3 separate regions of the Mus musculus genome follow, and regions 1 and 3 are each linked to region 2. Evidence: chromatin loops called from intact Hi-C (ENCODE). Cell type or tissue: gastrocnemius. All regions are shown on one strand.

Region 1 (8,000 bases), 390 kb after region 2:
GTGCCCTCTAGTTAGTCTGGCTAAGGGTTTATGTATTTTGTTGATTTTCTCAAAGAACCAGCTCTGAGTTTTGTTGATTCTTTGTGTAGATCTTTTTGTTTTCACTTAGTTGATTTCAGCCCTGAGTTTGATTATTTTCTGCCATCTACTCCTCTTGGGTGAATTTGCTTCCTTTTGTTCTAGAGCTTTTAGGTGTGCTGTCAAGCTGCTAGTGTATGCTTTCTCCAGTCTGCCTTTATATGTTACTTGACCTTTCTCCCTTACTGCTTTTAATATTCTATCTTTATTTAGTGCATTTGTTGTTCTGATTATGTGTCGGGAGGAAATTCTTTTCTAGTCCAGTCTATTTGGAATTCTGTAGGCTTCTTGTATGTTCATGAGCATCTCTTTCTTTAGGTTAGGGAAGTTTTCTTCTATAATTTTGTTGAAGATATTTACTGGCCCTTTAAGTTGAAAAATCTTCATTTTCATCTATACCTATTATCCTTATGTTTGGTCTTCTCATTGTGTCATGGATTTCCGGAATGTTTTGGGTTAGGAGCTTTTGGCATTTTGCATTTTCTTTGATTGTTGTGCCAATGTTCTCTATGGCATCTTCTGCACCTGAGATTCTCTCTTCCATCTCTTGTATTCTGTTGGTGATGCTTGCTTCTATAGCTCCTGATTTCTTTCCTAGGTTTTCTATATCCAGAATTGTCTCCCTTTGTAATTTCTTTATTGTTTCTACCTCCATTTTTAGATCCTGAATTGTTTAGTTCAATTTCTTCACCTATTTGGTTGTGTTTTCCTGTAATTCTTTAAGGGATTTTTGTGTTTTTTCTTTAAGGGCTTCTACCTGTTTAGTTGTGTTCTCCTGTACTTCTTTAAGGGAGTTATTAATGTCATTTTAAAAATTCTCTACTAGTGTCATGAGATATGAGCTTAAATCTAAATCTTGCTTTTCTGGTGTATCCAGGGTATCCAGGACTTCTTGCTGTGGTGGGAGTACTGGGTTCTGATGATGCCAAGTAGTCTTGGTGTCTGTTGGTAAGATTCTTGTGTTTGCCTTTCACCATCTGGTAATCTCTGGTGTTAGATGTTCTTGATGTCTCTGGCTAGAACTTGTTTTTCCTGTGAGTCTGTAAGTCTGTGTCAGCACTCCTGGCAGACCGGCTCTCTCCTGGCAAGACCAGTGTGCAGAGGGCTGTGGAACAGCCCCAACTCCTGGCTGCAGATATAGGCCCATAGGACCCTGTTCCAGCTGCTGTGCCACTTCTGCCTGTGTACTCCTTAGTGGACCCGCCTTAGAGAATTACCAGAGAGGAAATGGTAATCTCACCTGAGTTCCAGGGTCAGATACTTTCTCTACACATGCTCTCCTCTGGCAGGGAAGTTGCACCATGACTCCTTTAAGATGGTGCTAGTGGACGGTAAATAGGTTAAAGTCCCACCTTTTGGAATTGATTAATTCTGTTTCCTGGGAGTATATCAGGACTGGTATGAATGGATTGCGTGTTATAAAAAGAATTATCCTGGGCAATACTGCCACTAGAGACCATGGTGATGTATGTGGTCTGTGCTGCCACCTGAAGCCAGATTGATGCCCATAGCCCATGTTATAGCCAGAAACCATGTAGAAGTCCATGATACATGTTGCCATTGACTATAAATGTCTAGAAAAAAATTGTTTTTCAGTGGTATCAAAGACTGCAGAGTCACAGTTGAGAATGAGAGACATGAAAGGCTTCTGTGCCCCCCCCCACACACACACATAAATGGAAACAGTCTAGACAGAAATCCATTAAGAAAACAGTCTAGACAGAAATCCATTGAAGAGAACTCTTAAATTTTTGATAGGGTTGCTGAAGTATAGCTCTTCACAGTTTATCGTATCTGGCAGGGATGCAGGTTGGGAAGGATTCAGTTTTCTTTAAGGGGTTGGCCACTGGGAGCTTGACCATGCTCCAATGAGTATATGGGTAACAAAGACTGGACTTCGTTTTTCTTCTTCTTCTTCTTCTTCTTCTTCTTCTTCTTCTTCTTCTTCTTCTTCTTCTTCTTCTTCTTTTGTTTTGGGGTTGGTCACAAGGATAGGGGGTGTGGACCTAGGAGGACTGGGAAGTGAAGGTGATTGGGATGCATTATGGAAAATTTCCAAATAATCAATGTTTAAAAAAATGAGTATTATGTTTAAAAAAATGAGCCTGGCACTCCTAACTCTTTTACTCACTTGCCCATATAAGTGCCCTATTCACCCACATAAGCTGTTCCCTTTTTGCCTCTTTTCCATTTTGTGATGCAGCCAGCACACCAATCAGAAGTTTTACCCAGTGGAATCATGAGCCACAACCTCGTGATAAACCTCTGCTTACAAAGTACTTAGCCTCTGGCATGTTGTTATAACAACATACAAACACACAAAGACACTGCAGCTCAGAGTCCTAAGTAGAAACTTTGCCCCCAGCTAGAAACTCTTTTGGAAATCTCTGCTGGCTTTATTCTGTAATCCCCTGTTATTTAACAAAATTGATGCTTGGGAGGCCAAGTGAAATCAAAGTCTTGGGGACCTGGGCATGTTCAGAAAAAAACATATTTGAAGCAGAGCAGTGATGGCCTTATGGTTTACGTCATTGGGTTGGGTCTAACCAAGGGTCAATGCCTCTCTCTTGCTGGCCAGTAGCTTGAAATTCCAATTCTTGGATGTCTCAGGAAGTGAGACCCTGATATGGGGGGTTGGAGGGGGGAAAGAGGAAAGAAAAACACCATCAGAGCTTTACTATACTAAAAACAAAAGAATACTGAAAAGGGTCAGAGTCCAACAAAGTCAAAAATATTCCTCAACATTCAGACTGTATTACCTCAGAATAAATTTCTCATAAAACCAAGCTACATGGATGAAGGAGAAGATGGTCTACAAAGAGAATGGAAAGCAAGGTGGCCATGTTCCTCTAAAGAGGGACATTGTTTTCCTTGTTAGGCAATTGCTGCCTAGTTATTGTCTCAGAGCTGAAGGAAATTCACAGGTGACCAACAAGACTGTCATCTACAGGAGAACAGAGGACAACCAATGAATGAAAACATGTCTAGCTGGCACCCCAGCCTTTCTTGTTTAAAGCAAGCTCTTACTGTGAAACTCAAGGCTCTCCTGTCTCTGCATCCAATGTTCAGGGATTATGATGTGTACCACCAAACCCAGTTTGATTTAACAAATTAGAGCTTTTAAAACATTGTGTAAGGTCTGCACCCAAAGCTGATCCTGTGCCACAGCACTCCTTATCCAAATACCGCTGGGAGAGAGCAGGTCTCCCAGGAGTGCTGACAAGCCTGTGAGCACAGTAAGACCACCACTTCCACTCAGAAGGACCTGCTCAGAGCCCTCAGGTCACAGGAACCTAGGAACAGCCTGGGACAGGATCCTTCCAGTTTCTGTTTGCACCCAGAGCAGATCCTGTACCACAGTGCTCCATACCCAAATACCATCAGAACAGAGCTGGTCTCTCAGGAGTACTGACTCACCTGTGAGCACAGTAACATCACCACTTATGCTCAAATTCCTGGCCCAAGATAGACCTTCCCTGAGCCATCAGGACACAAGAACCAAGGAACAGCCGGGGACAGGATCCTTCAGATTTCTCTCTGTATCCCAAAGCTGACCTTGGGCCACAGTTGTCCATACACAAATTCCTCCCAGAGAGAACTGCTTTTCCAGGAGTTCTGACACACAGGCTTGCAGGAGGGACAAGCTACACTCAGAGACAGCAAGACCAGCTAACACCAGATATAACCAGATGATGAGAAGGAAGGCAAGAACATAAGCAACAGAAACCAAGGCTACTTGTCATTATCAGAACCCAGTACTCCCACCACAGTGAGCCCAACACACCAGAAAAGCAAGATTCAGATTTAAAATCAATTCTCATGATGATAATAGAGAACTTTAAGAAGGTCATAAATAACTCTCTTAAAGAAATTCAGGAGAGCACACGTAAGCAGTTTGAAGTCCTTAAAGAAGAAACATAAAAATCCATTAAAGAATTGCAGGTAAACACAATCAAATAGGTGAAGGAATTGAACAAAACTATCCAGGATCTAAAAATGGAAATAGAAACAATAAAGAAGTCACAAAGACAACCCTGGAGTTAGAAAACCTAAGAAAAAGATCAGGAATCATAAATGTAAGCATCACTAACAGAATACAAGAGATGGAAGAGAGAATCTCAGGTGCAGAGAATGCCATAGAAAGCATTGACACAGGATATACCTCCTTCTCAGCACCTCACGGGACCTTCTCCAAAATTGACCATATAATTGGTCAAAAAACAGGCCTCAACAGATAAAAAAATATTGAAATTGTCCCATGTATCCTATCAGACCACCATGGCCTAAGACTGATCTTCAATAACAACATAAATAATGGAAAGCCAACATTCACGTGGAAACTGAAAAACACTCTTCTCAATGATACCTTAGTCAAGGAAGGAATAAAGAAAGAAATTAAAGACTTTTTAGAGTTTAATGAAAATGAAGCCACAACGTACCCAAACCTATGGGACACAATGAAAGCATTTCTAAGAGGGAAACTCATAGCTCTGAGTGCCTCCAAGAAGAAACGGGAGAGAGCACACACTAGCAGCTTGACAACACATCTAAAAGCTCTAGAAGAAAAGGAAGAAAATTCACCCAAGAGGAGTAGACGGCAGGAAATAATCAAACTCAGGGGTGAAATCAACCAAGTGGAAACAAGAAGAACTATTCAAAGAATTAACCAAACGAGGAGTTGGTTCTTTGAGAAAATCAACAAGATAGATAAACCCTTAGCTAGACTCACTAGAGGGCACAGGGACAAAATCCTAAATAACAAAATCAGAAATGAAAAGGGAGACATAACAACAGATCCTGAAGAAATCCAAAACACCATCAGATCCTTCTACAAAAGGCTATACTCAACAAAACTGGAAAACCTGGACGAAATGGACAAATTTCTGGACAGATACCAGGTACCAAAGTTGAATCAGGATCAAGTTGACCATCTAAACAGTCCCATATCCCCTAAAGAAATAGAAGCAGTTATTAATAGTCTCCCAGCCAAAAAAAGCCCAGGACCAGACGGGTTTAGTGCAGAGTTCTATCAGACCTTCAAAGAAGATCTAATTCCAGTTCTGCACAGACTATTTCACAAAATAGAAGTAGAAGGTACTCTACCAAACTCATTTTATGAAGCCACAATTACTCTGATACCTAAACCACAGAAAGATCCAACAAAGATAGAGAACTTCAGACCAATTTCTCTTATGAATATCGATGCAAAAATCCTCAATAAAATTCTCGCTAACCGAATCCAAGAACACATTAAAGCAATCATCCATCCTGACCAAGTAGGTTTTATTCCAGGGATGCAGGGATGGTTTAATATACGAAAATCCATCGATGTAATCCATTATATAAACAAACTCAAAGACAAAAACCACATGATCATCTCGTTAGATGCAGAAAAAGCATTTGACAAAATCCAACACCATTCATGATAAAAGTCTTGGAAAGATCAGGAATTCAAGGCCCATACCTAAACATGATAAAAGCAATCTACAGCAAACCAGTAGCCAACATCAAAGTAAATGGAGAGAAGCTGGAAGCAATCCCACTAAAATCAGGGACTAGACAAGGCTGCCCACTTTCTCCCTACCTTTTCAACATAGTACTTGAAGTATTAGCCAGAGCAATTTGACAACAAAAGGAGATCAAGGGGATACAAATTGGAAAAGAGGAAGTCAAAATATCACTTTTTGCAGATGATATGATAGTATATATAAGTGACCCTAAAAATTCCACCAGAGAACTCCTAAACCTGATAAACAGCTTTGGTGAAGTAGCTGGATATAAAATTAACTCAAACAAGTCAATGGCCTTTCTGTACACAAAGGATAAACAGGCTGAGAAAGAAATTAGGGAAACAACACCCTTCTCAATAGTCACAAATAATATAAAATATCTCGGCGTGACTCTAACTAGGGAAGTGAAAGATCTGTATGATAAAAACTTCAAGTCTCTGAAGAAAGAAATTAAAGAAGATCTCAGAAGATGGAAAGATCTCCCATGCTCATGGATTGGCAGGATCAACATTGTAAAAATGGCTATCTTGCCAAAAGCAATCTACAGATTCAATGCAATCCCCATCAAAATTCCAACTCAATTCTTCAACAAATTAGAAGGAGAAATTTGCAAATTCATCTGGAATAACAAAAAACCTAGGATAGCAAAAACTCTTCTCAATGTTAAAAGAACCTCTGGTGGAATCACCATGCCTGACCTAAAGCTTTACTACAGAGCAATTGTGATAAAAACTGCATGGTACTGGTATAGAGACAGACAAGTAGACCAATGGAACAGAATTGAAGACCCAGAAATGAACCCACACACCTATGGTCACTTGATCTTCGACAAGGGAGCTAAAACCATCCAGTGGAAGAAAGACAGCATTTTCAACAATTGGTGCTGGCACAACTGGATGTTATCATGTAGAAGAATGCAAATCGATCCATACTTATCTCCTTGTACTAAGGTCAAATCTAAGTGGATCAAGGAACTTCACATAAAACCAGAGACACTAAAACTTATAGAGGAGAAAGTGGGGAAAAGCCTTGAAGATATGGGCACAGGGGAAAAATTCCTGAACAGAACAGCAATGGCTTGTGCTGTAAGATCGAGAATTGACAAATGGGACCTAATGAAACTCCAAAGTTTCTGCAAGGCAAAAGACACCGTCAGTAAGACAAAAAGACCACCAACAGATTGGGAAAGGATCTTTACCTATCCTAAATCAGATAGGGGACTAATATCCAACATATATAAAGAACTCAAGAAGGTGGACTTCAGAAAATCAAATAACCCCATTAAAAAATGGGGCTCAGAACTGAACAAAGAATTCTCACCTGAGGAATACCGAATGGCAGAGAAGCACCTGAAACAATGTTCAACATCCTTAATCATCAGGGAAATGCAAATCAAAACAACCCTGAGATTCCACCTCACACCAGTCAGAATGGCTAAGATCAAAAATTCAGGTGACAGCAGATACTGGCGTGGATGTGGAGAAAGAGGAACACTCCTCCATTGTTGGTGGGATTGCAGGCTTGTACAACCACTCTGGAAATCAGTCTGGCGGTTCCTCAGAAAATTGGACATAGTACTACCGGAAGATCCAGCAATACCTCTCCTGGGCATATATCCAGAAGATGCCCCAACTGGTAAGAAGGACACATGCTCCACTATGTTCATAGCAGCCTTATTTATAATAGCCAGAAGCTGGAAAGAACCCAGATGCCCCTCAACAGAGGAATGGATACAGAAAATGTGGTACATCTACACAATGGAGTACTACTCAGCTATTAAAAAGAATGAATTTATGAAATTCCTAGCCAATGGATGGACCTGGAGGGCATCATCCTGAGTGAGGTAACACATTCACAAAGGAACTCACACAATATGTACTCACTGATAAGTGGATATTAGCCCAAAACCTAGGATACCCAAGATATAAGATACAATTTCCTAAACACATGAAACTCAAGAAAAATGAAGACTGAAGTGTGGACACTATGCCCCTCCTTAGAATTGGGAACAAAACACCCATGGAAGGAGTTACAGAGACAAAGTTTGGAGCTGAGATGAAAGGATGGACCATGTAGAGACTGCCATATCCAGGGATCCACCCCATAACCAGCATCCAAACGCTGACACCATTGCATACACTAGCAAGATTTTATCGAAAGGACCCAGATGTAGCTGTCTCTTGTGAGACTATGCTGGGGCCTAGCAAACACAGAAGTGGATGCTCACAGTCAGCTAATGGATGGATCACAGGGCTCCCAATGGAGGAGCTAGAGAAAGTACCCAAGGAGCTAAAGGGATCTGCATCCCTATAGGTGGAACAACATTATGAACTAACCAGTTCCCCGGAGCTCTTGACTCTAGCTGCATATGTATCAAAAGATGGCCTAGTCGGCCATCACTGGAAAGAGAGG
Region 2 (8,000 bases):
CTTCCTATTTAGAAAGAGTCATTTTGTTAAGTGTAATTTAGATTATTTTCCCTTGACAACTGAACAGTTCCAGGATGTTCTAGAATTCACAGTGATCTTCCTGTCTCAGTGTGTCAAGTGCTGGGTTACAAATACGGGCTATCAGACATGGCGGAGCAACTCTGCATTTTGTTAATTACATCAAGATGGATTCTGGCTGTTTTATACGGCAAATAGGGCATTGCATCCATAGTTGGTTTGCATGAAACTTTATACTCCTAAAGTCTGATGACAATTGAATAAATCCCAACTGTACGTGTATATCTCAGATATACACAACATGGATAAGTCCTGAATTCTTCCCATAACTGTTTAAATAAGAACACATGAGAGAGAAGTAAAAAAAATGTAACAGTTATATTGATCAGAAATATCACATACATAAATTCATTAACAGTAAATTGGTAAATTCCATTTTTCAGAGTTCATCTGGGTGGTGGTTCCATGAAAAAGTACTCAGACGTTTCAACATTGTTTGCTTATGGAAAACATTTGGCAGTTGTGTTAGCAAAGAGCAGTGTCAAAAATCTAAACGTTTCCCCCTCAACATCTGCATTTGTTTATTAAAAAACAAATCCACCCTACACCCCCATCTCTCAAACAAGTTTTGTCACGGAATGTTTTTCAATTCGTGAAATTTGATCTCAAATTTTTGTATATGTACAAGCTTAGTTTATTTGTTTATTTCATTTCCACATGTCTGACATCTAAGACTTTAGATAGGAATGATCTTAAAGCATTATTTAAAAAAAAAAACCCACAATCTAAGGGAAAAAGAAGCACTTTAGAGGTTCAGCCCTAAGAATGGCTATTAGAGAAACTGATAACCAAGAGCTATTAGAGATTGGCTTTACAGCCTATACCAAGAGGCATCGCTCCTGTCCTCTTGAAAGTGCTTTGTCAATTGAACTCAATATATTTTGCATGCTGTTCTCTACACCTCAATCTGCTTGAAATGGAGAAGTGTCCTTTTGGTAGAAGTACGTGAATGTGGGCTTATAAATCCAGGTGTTCTCATTAAAACTAGAAGACTGACTAGAAAGAAGGAAAAGACTCTCTTTTCCTTTCCACAGAAATGTATACCTGCATCCATATATGTCTTTATTAAGTTATTTTAACTTTGTTCTGAAGAAAAATGGTGACCATGCTGAAATAATCTACGGTATCTTCCTTCTTGGCACTCCTTATGCAGTTTCCCCTGTAGTACTCATTAAATAGCTCGAGGCTGCCTTAGTTAATGGGATTACATACCAGGGCATTTCCTTGAAATTTGTGAAGTACAAGACTTGGTATACGTATCAGTCCTGATCATAAAGGCTTCACTTCTGTTTAAGGTGAATCCTGATGAGGACTGCGGAGTACTCAGCCAACTGGAAACCTAGCCAGTCTGTAGGTAACATGCTGTTGCTACAGAAGGAGTTTGCTATCTAATGCAATTTCCAGGCCTCATCAGAGCAGTTTCTTAGTGCGTGAGAAGCAAGGAGTGCTGAGACTCACAGCTGGTCAATACACTGATAATAATAGATAATAAGTGCCCACAGACTGTTCAGCCACAACCAGTACATCTTTATCGCATCTCTCTCCAAGGCTTAGGGACCACAGAGAGAGTGGCAGTCAGAGGTCATGTATGACTGCTGTGAATCTTTCTTCTGGATGTGACACAGCCATTGCGCTCACAAACTCATAGTTCTGTTTACCTACACAAGATCAAGTGGGTTGATGTTATGATAAGAAAAGGGACACTCGAGACCTCACTCCTAACTTAGTACATAATCACAGTTGATGTCTAACAGGGAAGGGAGAGTCATATTTCTTCAGGGTGTGGCCCCTGGTAGTTTGCCCATGAACCATTGGATGGCCATACTCTATACACCATTGGATCCGCAGGCAAGCACACTAATTGAATGCACAGGGTTAAAACCAAACCAAACCAAACCAAACCAAACCAAACCAAACCAAACCAAACCAAACCAAACCAAAAAAAAACAGACTGAGTTGAAGTTGGGCGTAGGATGTGTTCAGAGGAGTCCAGGAGCATCATTGGGGAGGGTGGATATTCCCAGAATGCCTTGTATCCATCTATGAAACTCAACATATAAAATATGCTAATAAATTCACATCTACTTAATAATGCCTTATTTTTTAGACAGAAATTGCGACAATAAACTGAAACAGCCTGTTGTACTTTGTCTAATGTATTTGACCAATTTGCTCTCAATAAACATCTTGTTACTGCAACATTAATTTTTGTGTTATAGTTGGTGTGTTTTGAAAAACTTAATACAAGTGTACACCCACATGCTTAAATCAATGAGAACATCTAAAACAGATTGGATCATCTTGAAAAATGGTTGACTTGGAATAAAGAACTATAATCCAAGCTCACTGGTACTGTCTCATTACCCAAACAACAGTGACTCATTGTACGCAACTCCAAGAGAAATGGAAACGATTTCTTATTTGAAATAGCTTTTATGTAGTCATGTACTTTGGTTATCTGTTCATTATATAACACATAATATTTGAGACCCTAGAAGTAAAAACTGTTTGATGTGTTTTGCATGGATAAAGAAAGCCACTTGGGAGCTCTGCTTTTGTTTGGAGTGCTGGGCTGGAATCCAGGGCTTCATGCTTTCAAGAGCATCACCATTGAGCCATGGCCCCTGGTCCTTCATTTTGGGAGCTTTTAAAGTTAAATATTTAATGCAGATATTAGGTTTTTGAAGAAAAAGTGCTATTTTATATAAAAGAAGAATAATGAAACAGCTTGCTAAATAGTTGAGGGAGAAAGCATTGAACATGACTTTGGCAATTTAGTTGTCCAAGGAATTGCCGCTTGGTTCTTAACTATCTCCGCCTTGACATTTTCTTGGACTCTCAACACACAGATGTACAAGCACACATGCACATACTCTCTTTATTAGTGTGTGCATCATGCTCAATAAGGTGAAGTCGGGACTCCTCCCTTTTAATGAAAGAGAGTGTCTAGCAGTCCGTGCCCAGGCTTACAACAGTGCGGTTTCGTAGCTCTCAGTGCTGCACATTTTCTCTGTAAGCGTACATGAGTGTAGTTTCCAAATGCTTCTCTTATGAGAGCATTTCCTGAAGGCTTCCTCACCGCATCTGATTGAAGTTTATAGCAACAACCTGAGTGGGCATTTGTTCAACTTTTCTCCATAACTACGCTATAAACACCACATCAGTCCTGTTAGTTCTGATTTCCAAAGCCCGACATCGAACTTGACCCATAACAGAAATATCAGTTGATATTTGTATGGAACAATAAAAAAATTACATTCTTATTTATGTAACTTTAATTTATTTGTTAAAATTAAAAGATGTTAAGGGATGGGTATTAATTTCTAATGTTTTATTTAATGGTATAGTTAAAATGTATACTTTATATTGACATTCCTTAAAATTTTCTACTTAGTAAGTGCAAAATCAAATAATTTGTGATTGAAATTTTTTGAAGAGAAATTTAGTTCAGTAGCAGAGCGATTTTCACATAATTTCACCTTAAGATGTTTTCTTTAAAAGAAGAATCAAATTTTAATTGCTTTTGGAAAGTGTACCTTTCGAAGTGGCTTTTGAATAAACGTAAGTTTAGTAAGACTAATGTGACCGAAGGTTTCTAGCATGGATCTAGAAGGACCAGCAGGTGGCGCTGTATTCCAATACAGAGTAAGAAATGGAGTCTTCCAGAGGGTGGACTCATTTGGTAAAACCAAAAATTCTATCAATAATTTTACAAGAAAATTTATACAGCACTCTATGAAGCCCATATATTAATTTATACATGGAACATAAAAGTTATTTGAAATTTGGAAGGAACGCTTTTTCTCTTTTGCTTTTATTGTTTCTAGACTTAGCTCTGCTGTCATAGACAGAGGTATAATTATACCAGATTTTATTTTATTTTCTTTCAGTGTATACTAATAAGATGTACCAGGAGCTGGAGTAAATGTTACTGCAAGCAATGGTTAGACTTGGCTTCAAGAAAATGTGACCACAGAGTGGATGTATTCCATATAGATTGACAGGGATTTTGATGGTGTTAATTCATGTGTGTTTGCTTAACATGTTACTTCTACTTTTATTATATTTAATTCACTCTAAAAGGGATTGCATATTTTGCTCTGAGTGATAAATGTAATTCCAAGACATAAAAATTATTTACAAATTTTTATTTTTATATTTTCTTCATTAATGAGCTTGTGAGAATCACAATCAAGTAGGAGTCTTCTGAGTACACACTATATTCACTATCCATAATGCTCAGCTCTGTGAGTACATACTATATTCACTACCCATGATGCTCGGCTCTGTGAGTACATACTATATTCACTACCCATGCTGCTCAGCTCTGTGAGTACACACTATATTCACTACCCATGATGCTTAGCTATGTGATTAGATAGAAAATATCCCAGGAAGACTTGTTAAATGAGAGCGTGCATTTAGATCCTACAAGAACCTTAAAAAATCTCTGTTCCATGAGATATTTACTAAAGAAGCAGTTTTGCTAAAAAATCAATTCAAGAGATCTCATTCCTAATGTCCATAATAGCATGCTTGACTAGGAATAACCAAACCCAACCCAACCCAACCCAACCCACCCAACCCAACCCAACCCACCCAACCCAACCAACCCAACCCAACCCAACCCAACCCAACCCAACCAACCCAACCAACCCAACCCAACCCAACCCAACCCAAACAACCATCCAACCGACCACCTAGCCTAATTGTTCATTAGGCAAATATTTAAGCATCCCCTAACTTTAAAACTATGTGTACAGTAATGTTCAGGGGTCAATATTACAGCTTGCATCTTAGTGCACCCTAAAAATTCTTAAGTTTAGGGATTGAGTCACAGACTAGCACTATCCCAAGTTGTTGGAGCCTTTAAGAAGCAAAGCCTCATGGGAGGGCTCCAGGTCACTGGAGGATCCAGTCTCTCCTTTCTCCTCTTTCTTCTTCCTTTCCACGAAGTGAGCACTTGTGTATTACACTATTGTGTGCTCCTTCTGTGGTAGGTTACCTCCTCCCAGGTCCAACAAGCAACAGAGTTAATCAGTTGTAGACTGTGGCTTCTCAGACTGAGAACCTAAGCAAACTTTTTATTTATTTTTTAAATATAACTTAATTGTGTCAGGTTTTTTGCTACAGTGAAAGAAAAAAAAAACCCCTCATATAGTAAGTATAACTAACAGCAGTGCTATTAGTCTTTCCCATCCTGCCAAGAATTCAAGGACTAAGTTTTACAGAGGCAAAAATTGGAATCAGGAGGGCAAGACATTCTTTTGACATATCCTGAAAAATAATATGAGTTGTTTCCCATTTTCAGGGGATGAGTTACTAGTCAGAGAGGAAAGTTAAAGGACTCAGAAAGAGCAGAGTTTAGGCAGCTACTAACAAAGATCTTTCGACCCTCATGCTCACCTGACTTCGTAGAATGGATAATGATGCTACTTGAACGTTTGAAGAGCAGTCATTGCATGTTGAAGCACTCAGTTGACTATTTCCACACCTCTAGGGATGCTTGTAATATCTTAGTTGACTAAAAAAAGGTAACCAGAATTTCATCTTACCATGTCTGGATGCCAGCTTCCAACTCTCACAGCAAGTTCATTCCCATAGTAACTTCCAACATAGGTCAGTTTATTGGATCCAGGCTAAGAGATTAAAACTGTTTATTTATCTCCACTTTGTCCATCAGAGCATAAGTTTTAGATAATGATGTATGACTAGGATGCTTGTGCCATCTGTATCTGATTAGCAATAAAGGCAGCTTGGAACATGAGGTGGAAAAACCAGTGGTCAGCATTGGGTAACATCCTAGCAGGGCTGACTCAGTACCACTGCCCTGGTGTGTGGGTTGAGGCATTTAAGTACATTTTGTCTTAGGAGTTTTGAAAACGTCATTAGGGCAAGCACCTGGAATTGGTTCTATCTGGGGAAAGGCCAAGAGACAGAAAGGGAAAAGCAGAGAGAGCTTCGGCATGGACACTGTAATGTTTAAGAGGGGGCGGCTGAGCACTGATACTACAATCCCAGTCTTAATGGTCTCTTGCTGAAACCTTCCCTTCCACATGGGAAGAGTCACAGAGGGAGAGATTGCTGCTATCATTCTTATTTTATTTTATTTTATTTTATATTTTTGGCATGCTTGTATTTTCATGTCTTGGTGTGTAATAGAATCAAATTTGTAGTTGATAATAGAAGCTCAGTGGATTTGTGAATAAATTATTGTAATGACTTTTCCAAAAGACTGTTTTGTGCAAAGTGTTTACTGAGCATGATGGGAGAAAAATGTTAATAAAAAACTCTACTTAGCCCAGATTCAACAGGGTATATACTATAAATATTATTACAGTATATGTATTTATGATATATTTATACTATATTATGATATTATATATACACACACATATATGTATGTATATGAATATTCCCAAGGGTTATAGATTTGCATGGCACCCAAAGTCCTTCTAGCTGGGAGGCAGGAGTACTTATAGTGCTCCCTAGAACTAATAGAATCTAGCTTGTTCTTAAGGAATACAGTCTATAATAGGCAGCATTATGTTTATGAATATTTTGTGTGTATGTGTGCATGCATTTATATGTATGTGTGTGCATGTTTGCACGTGTGTATGTATGTGTTTGTGCATGTGTGTATGTGTATATACATGTGTGTGTATGTGTATGTATGTGTGTGTGTTTCAGGTGAATCCAGGCTGAGGTGACAGCTGGAGTCAAGTAAAAGTGGGTGTGGAATCTTCTGGACTTAACTACAAAGCAAATGGAAAGATCAGGCTTGGTGTAAGGTATGTGAGGGAGACAGGGCAGGAGGGAAGGTTGACGGGCAATCAGGACTACACTACAGAGAGCTGGCAAGGCCAGGGTAAAGCAGCTTATATTTTAGCTAGCAGTGAATTTATAGAGAAATAGTGGTTTGTACATTCATGAGTAGTGTTCGATTCTAAAATCTTAAGGGTCACTGATGGCAATTTTCTCTTCTTGGTCCGTTACATGACTTACAAATTGCTGATTTGATTATTTCGATCACAAATTCACAAGCGGATGTGTAATGCTTCCTACACATGGTTTACAAAAAGGCCTAGGAAGGGTCTTTTGCCTTTGTCTCCCAATATTCAGTTTTTTTTCCTTTAGCTTTTGTAACATGGAAAGGGAGATGAAGACGACTACATATGGCCAATCCACGCCACGAACACAGCAGCTGCTTTGGCCCATAGACCCTCAGAAGTTGGCAGAAAAATTTAGCCAGTCCCTTGTAGTTTTTTTTTTTCTTGTTTGTTTATTTCATCTCTTGTGTTTTGTTTTCATGTTTGTGTTATACCCTTCTTATTATTCTCCTCAGTCCCTTCTTTATCAGCTGTCCCCCTCCTGTCCAGTGTTTTCTTCAAAACTCAGACCATATGTTCTTTCCTTGGGACTTTGCCAGAAACCTCACTTCAACTTCCCCATGTCTGACAGGCAGGGCACAATCCCAACCACACCTGGTTCCTCACGATTCTTTCAGGGCACGGCAGTTACCTTTAATTGTAAGAACTGATAAATCATTTCAGCTACTGGACGTTCTTTTACAGCCCTGGTGACGACACTGGTTTCTGGCCCCTACATGTATGGAGCACCAGAGGACAGGCTTGTCGTAGGATTTTCAAATGCCAGAACATGCTTCAGTTGTATTGAATGGAGTTGTTTGCTTCTTTTCTCTAGCGCCTTCTATTCTTTTCCTTCTGAATGACATAGCTGTTTGCACATGGTGATTTCACTCGCACTATCCACATGAGTACTGGCTTGCAGATCAAGATACTTCAACACCTAAGAGTGTGCCTATGAACTTCTTCCACTGGCCACTTCTCTCAAAATGTGTGATTGTCTGTGAATTGCTACACGTGATCGAGTAGATCTGAAACAGCAGCCGCTAAGCGCCA
Region 3 (8,000 bases), 380 kb after region 2:
CACCAGCCACCAAGAGCTTCTCCATTAGGGATGAAGCCTAGAAGCCCTTCCCCTATCCAAACTGGAAGTATGAGTGGCTTGGAAGTCTCCTGCAAACAGCCATAGCTCCTGGGAGTTGGTGCCTGCCGCAGTCAGTCATGTTATGTCCAGAGGTCAGCATTTCACAGCCTCCTTACCACCCACCTATTCTTGCACCTACTGCTTCTGGCCCCCTCCTCTGAGAAGCTCCTTGGGCCTTGGATGATGTGAGACTGAGATAGACTACCCACCCTAGTTGAGAACTCACAGTTTCTTTTATTTATTTATTTATTTATTTATTTATTTAGATATTTTCTTTATATACATTTCAAATGCTATCCCGAAAGTTCTTGGATGATGTGAGACTGAGATAGACTACCCACCCTAGTTGAGAACTCACAGTTTCTTTTTATTTATTTATTTATTTATTTATTTATTTATTTATTTATTTAGATATTTTCTTTATATACATTTCAAATTCTATCCCGAAAGTTCCCTATACTCTCTCTCCACCCTGCTCCCCTACCCACCCACTCCCGCTTCTTGGCCCTGGCATTCCCCTGTATTTGGGCATATAAAGTTTGCAATACCAAGGGGCCTCTCTTCCCAGTGATGGCCGACTAGGCCATCTTCTGCTACATATGCAGCTAGAGATATGAGCTCTGGGGGTACTGGTTAGTTCATATTGTTGTTCCACCTATAGAGTTGCAGACCCCTTCAACTCCTTGGGTGCTTTCTCTAGCTTCTCCATTGGGGGCCCTGTGTTCCATCTTATAGATGACTGTGAGCATCCACTTCTGTATTTGCCAGGCACTGGAATAGCCTCATATGAGACAGCTCTAACAGGGTCCCTTCAGCAAAATCTTTCTGGCATTGTGCAGTAGTGTCTGGGTTTGGTGGCTGATTATGGGATGGATCCCAGGGTGGGGTAGTCTCTGGATAGTCCATCCTTTTGTCTTAGCTCCAAACTTTGTCTCTGTAACTCCTTTCATGGGTATTTTGTTCCCAATCTAAGGAGGAATGAAGTATCCTCCCATTGGTATTTCCTCTTCTTGATTTTCTTGTGTTTTGCAAATTGTATCTTGGGTGTTCTATATTTCTGGGCTAATATCCACTTATCAGTGAGTGCATATCTAATGACTTCTTTTGTGACTGGGTTACCTCAGTAAGGATGATATCCTCCAGATATATCCATTTGTCCAAGAATTTCATAAATCCATTGTTTTTAATTGCTGAGTAGTTCTCCACTGTGTAAATGTACCACATTTTCTGTATCCATTCCTCTGTTGAGGGACATCTGGGTTCTTTCCAGCTTTTGGCTATTATAAATAAGGCTGCTATGAACATAGTGGAGCATGTGAGAACTCACAGTTTCTATGCTGGATACTTTGACCAGTTATAAGTTTCCACAGTTACCACTACTCACTGCAAAAAAAAATGAACTTCCTCTGGACAAAGCTGAGAGTAGCACAAATCTATAGTATAAATATAAATATTTAGAATGTATACTTTTTAAATTAAAAAAGAAAATAAAAGAATAAATTATAGAGAAAAATAGATAATGTAAAGAACAAATAAGGTATTTGGCATGCTTAGAAATATACTCTCTCTAGTTGCAATCCTAGTCCTTGGTTTAGAGATGTCACCTTATTTGGAAACTGTCTTTTCAGATATAAGTTAAATGTTATTAGGAGGGCCCTGACAGATAACACGACTGATGTCTTATAGGCAAAGAAAAACCTGTGAGTAGAAAGACACATAGGGGGACCACCAAGTGACAAGAGGCTGCTCTAAGCTGAGAAGTGACAGCCCCTCAAGAGGCTAGAAGGGTGGCATCTTCCATGAAGGTTTGCAAGGAAGTGTGGCCTTGTTTGCACTTTGATTTTGAACTTCAAGCCTCCAGAACTGGAAGAGGATAGATTTCTATTGTCACAAGTCACTCAGTTTGTGGCATCTCGTCTTGGGATACTAATATAGGATTAAAAGGAGGAGGAGGAGCCTGGTTTATCTTCTTACCTGATAACAGGTTGAGTTTAGAGGATTCACTCTCAATTCAAAGGCTAAAACTGTCAGACTCTTCTTTACCTTTCTTAAAATTGAAGCAATCTTTACTCCTACTGAGCCGTGCAGCAGTTTTCCAGGTCCTTGCCACAGGCTTCAGCAGCTGACTTGAGTTTATTCGCTACTTTTGCCAGCATCCCAGGACTGAATCACTGACTTAACCTGGCAAGGTGATCTTAACAGCCATGATGCTATCCTTTGATCTTTATGACACTCTTGCCTCAAAAGTGAACTTTGTGTCAACCTGATTAGACTTCCATCAGTGTAGGGTCTACTACACAACCTCTCCCCTAGTGCACTATGGGTAGCTGTTTCAAAGTGCCCATACCCTTAATCCAAAAGTCAAAGGGAAGATAGCTCATTTCGAGCAATTTTTCTCTCTGGAACTTTGCATAGAACTCAAGTCACACAAGCAATGTAAAGGCCCCAGGATTCAGGGAGGATACTGTCCCAGGGTCATTCACTAAGGTAACTATGCCCCACTGTAGCTCCTATGAAGGGGTGACAACTACTTATCCTTTTTGTTCCTTCTTATTTTTCTCCAACATAATAGGTCTCACTAAAGCTCTCTTTACATACATCTCTGTCACCTAGATGATTCCTAGACGTAGAAAAAACGACATATCAACACATTGCTCTAAGAAGTCTACAGCAACTTAGCCAACTAAGAAAGGAGCTCTTGATTTTGACAATATCTCAGTAAACCTTCACTCCTATAAAATTACAATGTGTGTATTTTCATTATAAATGTACATATTTGTAGCTTTGCACATAAACTAGAAAATAGAAAAGGGTAATTTTGAAGTCAACCTATTCCTTATCTATTCCCATCTGTGGAACTCTCTAGACAATAGAGTGAACTTGACTTAACACCATACTAGCACCTCTGCAACTTCTAATACATAGTGGGATAATAAATATTCAAATTAATGAATCTGAATTAATGGGTGAGAGACCTTCTGGAGAATAAAAGGCAACAGTATCATCATTTTAAAAAAATAGAAATTTCATTAATCAGTAACAAAACAAATAATTCAAGGGGAAAATACACTGTCAAGATGTTGCCAGACAACAGTTTAATCTCTTCTTTGGAATTGTTTATTTACTAATGAAGAAAAAAGAAAAGAAAAACCTACAAATGACACATACAAAAGCAAGAAGTCACTATCCTTCCCATTCCTGATCAGCCCCCTGCTTTTCTCCCTAGAGATAATTAGGGAACAGCCAAGCAACATTTTTTAATCATTTTTTAATTCTCCAAATCCCTTCAATCAAGGACCACCATTCCCATAGATAAAAGCATGCTTTCTGGAGCTTTCTGAAATTTCTTTCTACTCTTGGATGCAAATGTAGCCATCAAAGCTCTGTGCTGAGGAATGTCATCTGGAGACCAACCTCACTTCACCATCTCCAGGAGAGCAATGAAAGGCTGTGGAGGGAGGGCGGGCTTCAGCTGAGCAGGCCAGAGTCGTTTGTGTGTTCTCATGGCGACATCTACTGGTGATTAACACACCTTTGTGTATCAGACCCGAGAGCTGCAGATGAGAAATTCTTAACCTGAACATTGGACCAAACATTGTGTTCATGAAGTAGCACCATATTTCTGTACATCATAGGCAGATTGCCCATTACGAATGCCAGAAGAGAGATTATGGTGAAGACTAAACCTAGGTATGTTATATAAGGAAGGAAAACATGCCTCTGATTATTCATGTAGGCATTTGTGTCACAAATACTATTCATTATGAAGGCTTCACACAATACTAGGACAATGAAGACAAGATCATGATCCCACCCTCAAGAACACTTTCAAATAAACAAACAAAAAGATGAAAAAAAAAAAAAAAGACAGGTAGTACTTGCCAATAGTGGTACACGACAAATTCTGCTTTCGGGTCTATACTTGTCTGAACTTGATAAAACAAAAATCCAAAGTTTAAAGCCAACCAGTAGAGACAAAACAAACAAAAAACAAAAACAAAAACAAAAAACAAAAAAAACAGGCAAATCTTTGGGTTCAAGTCCAGCCTGTTGGACGAAGCCAGTTTCAGAACATCCAGGGCTATACAGAAAAACCCTGTCTCACAACCAAAACCAAAACCAAACGAAATAAACCAACGGAAGGCTCAGAAAGAGTAAGGGACTTGTACAGGGTTCTGTAACAATAACTTTCTGGATCCAACTTGGCTTGAATCCAATGTGCAGGTGTCCACCACCACCCGGTGTAACCCACCAGCATAGCTCAGAGTTTCAGAGCGATCCATGCTGCTTGTCCAGGTCTTCGTCTTTCAGAAAGATATCTAAGCCTAGAGAGATGTCTCAGGGGTTAGGAGTACTTGCTGCTCTTCCAGAGAACTGGGTTTGGCTCCCAGCACCTACATTGGGCAGCTTCATGACCATTTGCATCACCAGTTCCAAAGACTCTGATACTTTTTTTTTTTTGTCCCTGAGGACACCTGTACATACATGTTGCACATATAAATCATTGGTCACACATGTGTGTACACACACACACAAATAAACATACATTTAATATTATTGATTAATCAAAATGTTAAAAATATATCTCTATCACAAAGCCATTTGAAAGCTCCTGTTCCTAAAATTAGTATCAAACAATAAACTCCATAACAAAAGAACCCTTGAAAGTCACCAAAATTAGGAAAGCATTGATTGTTTCTGTTCAGATTCTTTTTATTTTCCTGTTACTTCATCTATCAGCAGTCTTTCTGTGTCAGTATAGACCCTTAGTTGGTACCTTGTGAGCTAAACTCCCTTAGAAGTAGGAATTCTGGCACCCAAATACATACCGATTGTATGAGTGACATTTTCTTCAGAAAAGTGAATCCAGCTGTGGTTAGCTTTTCAATAGGAGTGCATTGTAAAGATTTGGTTACATGTAATTGTAGGCACTGGAAAAACACAATTAAGTTTTTTTCATTTTTTTTTCAACATCTGTTGCTGTGTTTGAGGTCAGTAGGTGATACATTGGAGAGGGAAAGGTGGTTGTGGATTTAAAAAGAGCAGTGATCGATGTTGGTCCCCTCCAGCCTCCTGTGGAACTGCATCAGAGTTAACAGCCTACAGAAGCATCCTTCATCATCCAGCTAACAGTGCATTTGGTGCAGGTGTAGAAACCAAGGGGCTAATGATGTCCAGTAGCCACTGCCAAGATGAGCAGACAGATCCAGGACCATGTGTGTAGGCTGCCTGGCCATCCAAGCAGAACAATATTGTGGCTGTTGTTTATATCCCGTCTTCCAAACTGTCTACGAAGTATCTTTGGTGGCCCATACTAACCTGGAACTATTCATTGAAGAAAATTGGGAAATGTAGTCTAGTTTAAATAAATTGCTATACACATACAATACACATAGAGGAAATTGTCTTTGAAATGAATCTTTTTTTTTCCTTTAAGCTAAAGCTAATCTTGACTTACTTAAACTATTACATCAATTCTAATCTAGTAGCCAGATATTAGATAAGGAAATGAGCCTTCATTTATACACAACTGAATAAATATCTTGTTGTATTTTGCCTAATAAAGATAATCTGGTGGAGAAATGGAGACAAACATCTCACGCATTCTAAGAAAATCCCCAAATTCTCCAATAGTTCGAGTGTTCACCTGAATTCTCCCTGTGTCATCATAGCCAAGAAGCAAGTAATTTTAATCTCCAACTACAGATCAATGCTGGACAGCTAGTCTTTTTTTAAAAAAGCCAACTATTGCCCACATGAGATTCAGTAAGCCAGTGAGTCTATGGCTGGAAACTGGGGCTACACTCACACATGGTAAGGACCTGGTGGCCGTGAGCAGGCCTTCGTACCTATCCTGCTTCGGTAAGACTGAGACAGCTACTGAAGCCAAGGATCTTGAAGGTTTGGGAAGTTAAGGAGAGTCTCCCCAGCAGTGTTTTAGGCAGGACCCTAGCAGCCCAGAAATGTGTCTCTGGTCTTTACAAGACATTCCTTCCCAGCCAACTCCTTCAAAACCCTTCACAGAGTCAAGGGATCAAATAACAACCCTTAACTGGTTAATCAAATACAGCTGGATTTTCACAAAAAATGTTCACCCAAGCACAACTTTAATTTCATTTTAGCATAAATTTAGGCACTAGTTATATAGTGTTCTGGCCACTGAGTATTTAATTAAAAGTCTGAGGTTATCAAATTCTATTATATTCCCAAGTTCAATGCCTGCTTCCAGAATATATCACATGACAGATTTAAAAATAAACTATCAACCATCTGTAACTGCGTGACTATTTAAAGTAATGAGATAGCATGCTCTTCAGTAATTGTATACTGCAGTGAATGGGAGACCAATGGGAAGCCAAGAAAAAATTCTGTTAAGCCCACTACATACACTGAAACCCACCATGTGCATCTGTGTATGATCAAGATTTAATTAGGTTGGTGGCTTCGTGGCCTTTTGTGTACTCTGAATTGATACATTTAAGATAGTCTGCCTTGTAAGTTAATTCTAATTGCTTCGGAATCTACTCAAAATATTGGATTTGCTATTTTTAGAATCTGTGCGCAGTAATCTATGCTAGGTGTATGAGACTAAATAAAGCAGCAATCTTTATTCCACTTTGAAACCATTAATGATAGGAAAAGAATCCTGAAAATCAGAATCTATCCTCAGAGATGGTACAAATACTATGAAAATAGGTTGCTTACATATATAAAATACTAGAATGAAGGCCATTGACAAGTACAATACTATACACAAAGAAAAAAAGGAATACATGATTATTGTATAACATCCTATGAGTGAATTGCCAAGCCAAGCAGCTGTACTGCTTATGAACATACAAGGCATTGTTCTGATTTAACCAATAGGATCCTCTGTACAGAAAGTGTGTGTTTGCAGGACACACAGAGCAACCTTCCAGTCTAAACCATAATTAAAAAAAAAATAACATGTTGAATGAATGTGACCAAAATTCATGCCTAAAGATCTAAAAAGTATTGAAAATTGAGGGATGTAGAGAATAATAAAAGCCTTAGACAAATAGGCACGTGATCCCAGTAGGACTCCCAAGAAAGGAAAGTGTGGTGGAGGCTGAGCACCAACAAGATGGTATGCCTGTGTTCTGGGGTATTTTATGGAGTTATTTTTCCAACGGGCACCTCAGTCTCCCTTGAGGACTGAAAACAAATTGCTTCACACAGAGTCTGGGCCCCAAGCAGAGACTTAGTGCTTATCTTAGTGCTTTTCTTAGCTACCACAGCCTTTGACTTGCCTGACTTCCACAACCAAGCTCATCTGCGTTTAAATTACAGCTTGTCCTCTCGACAGAGGGAAACCTCAGTAAGCGCCAAGTTGTGTATTTTTCTCACAAGACTTTTTCTTTAGCACGACCTCTATCTTGTAAGAAAATTGAAGCTCAGAGGTGAAATGGCTCTGTTAGAGCCAAGTGGAAAGGAAAGAGTGAGTCTGTCGCAGGTCTCCTAGGTCCCTGCTGTTTGCAGGACTTCATTTTGCTCTTTGTCCCCGCACATGGCGGACTTCTGGCCTCGGCTTTGCTCAGGTGCTCGATTGGCCCCAGCCCTTGGTGTGTAGTCCATTTCAGATACCCTGAGGACATTGGAATCCTCAGAACACTGTCACCTCTCCCAGACAGAGCCTTTTACTGTATTTTATTTATCCCCAGGGGCACAGTCCACTGCCAAGTTCCCTCACTGACACTCCCCCTGTTCTCAGAACTGCCAGGAGGCCTCACAGAATCTTCTCTACCGGACTTTTGGAAAAATAAAAAACAAAAAATACCGGGAGCCGGGACACAAACTACCCCCCCCCGCCCCTCCCCCAGGAGCCCCCCCCCCCCCCATGAAGCAGGGGAGAGCAGAGCTCTCAAGTGGATTAAAGGAAAAGGAAAAACACACAGAGTTCAAGTCTGAGTTACACCCCC

Evidence for each region. Hi-C counts contacts between places; a loop is a spot of excess contacts. Peaks named below come from ENCODE experiments on the same cell type or tissue, not always from the same donor. Only the 100,000 strongest peaks of a DNase experiment are listed, where the experiment ranks them.
Region 1: it touches region 2 in a loop (6-fold over the local background); 9 of 42 quality-filtered maps call a loop at or near these places.
Region 3: a loop joins it to region 2, with 7 times the contacts of the local background. A loop is called at or near these places in 25 of 42 quality-filtered maps.

Annotation. Positions count from the first base shown.
Region 1 is chr1:150,523,892-150,531,891 of GRCm38, reverse strand. No RefSeq gene overlaps it. Among named protein-coding and RNA genes, the nearest start is that of Gm41967, 55 kb to the right of the region's middle. In gastrocnemius, no CTCF peak of the experiment used is centred here; no DNase peak of the experiment used is centred here.
Region 2 is chr1:150,916,180-150,924,179 of GRCm38, reverse strand. The region is part of intron 1 of Hmcn1 (hemicentin 1); the gene reads left to right. Among named protein-coding and RNA genes, the nearest start is that of Hmcn1, 73 kb to the left of the region's middle. In gastrocnemius, no CTCF peak of the experiment used is centred here; a DNase peak (open chromatin) is centred at 3,701.
Region 3 is chr1:150,536,017-150,544,016 of GRCm38, reverse strand. No RefSeq gene overlaps it. Among named protein-coding and RNA genes, the nearest start is that of Gm41967, 67 kb to the right of the region's middle. In gastrocnemius, a CTCF peak has its summit at 3,589 (motif pointing left); DNase peaks (open chromatin) are centred at 3,536 and 7,693; H3K4me3 peaks cover 420 bases; H3K27ac peaks cover 618 bases.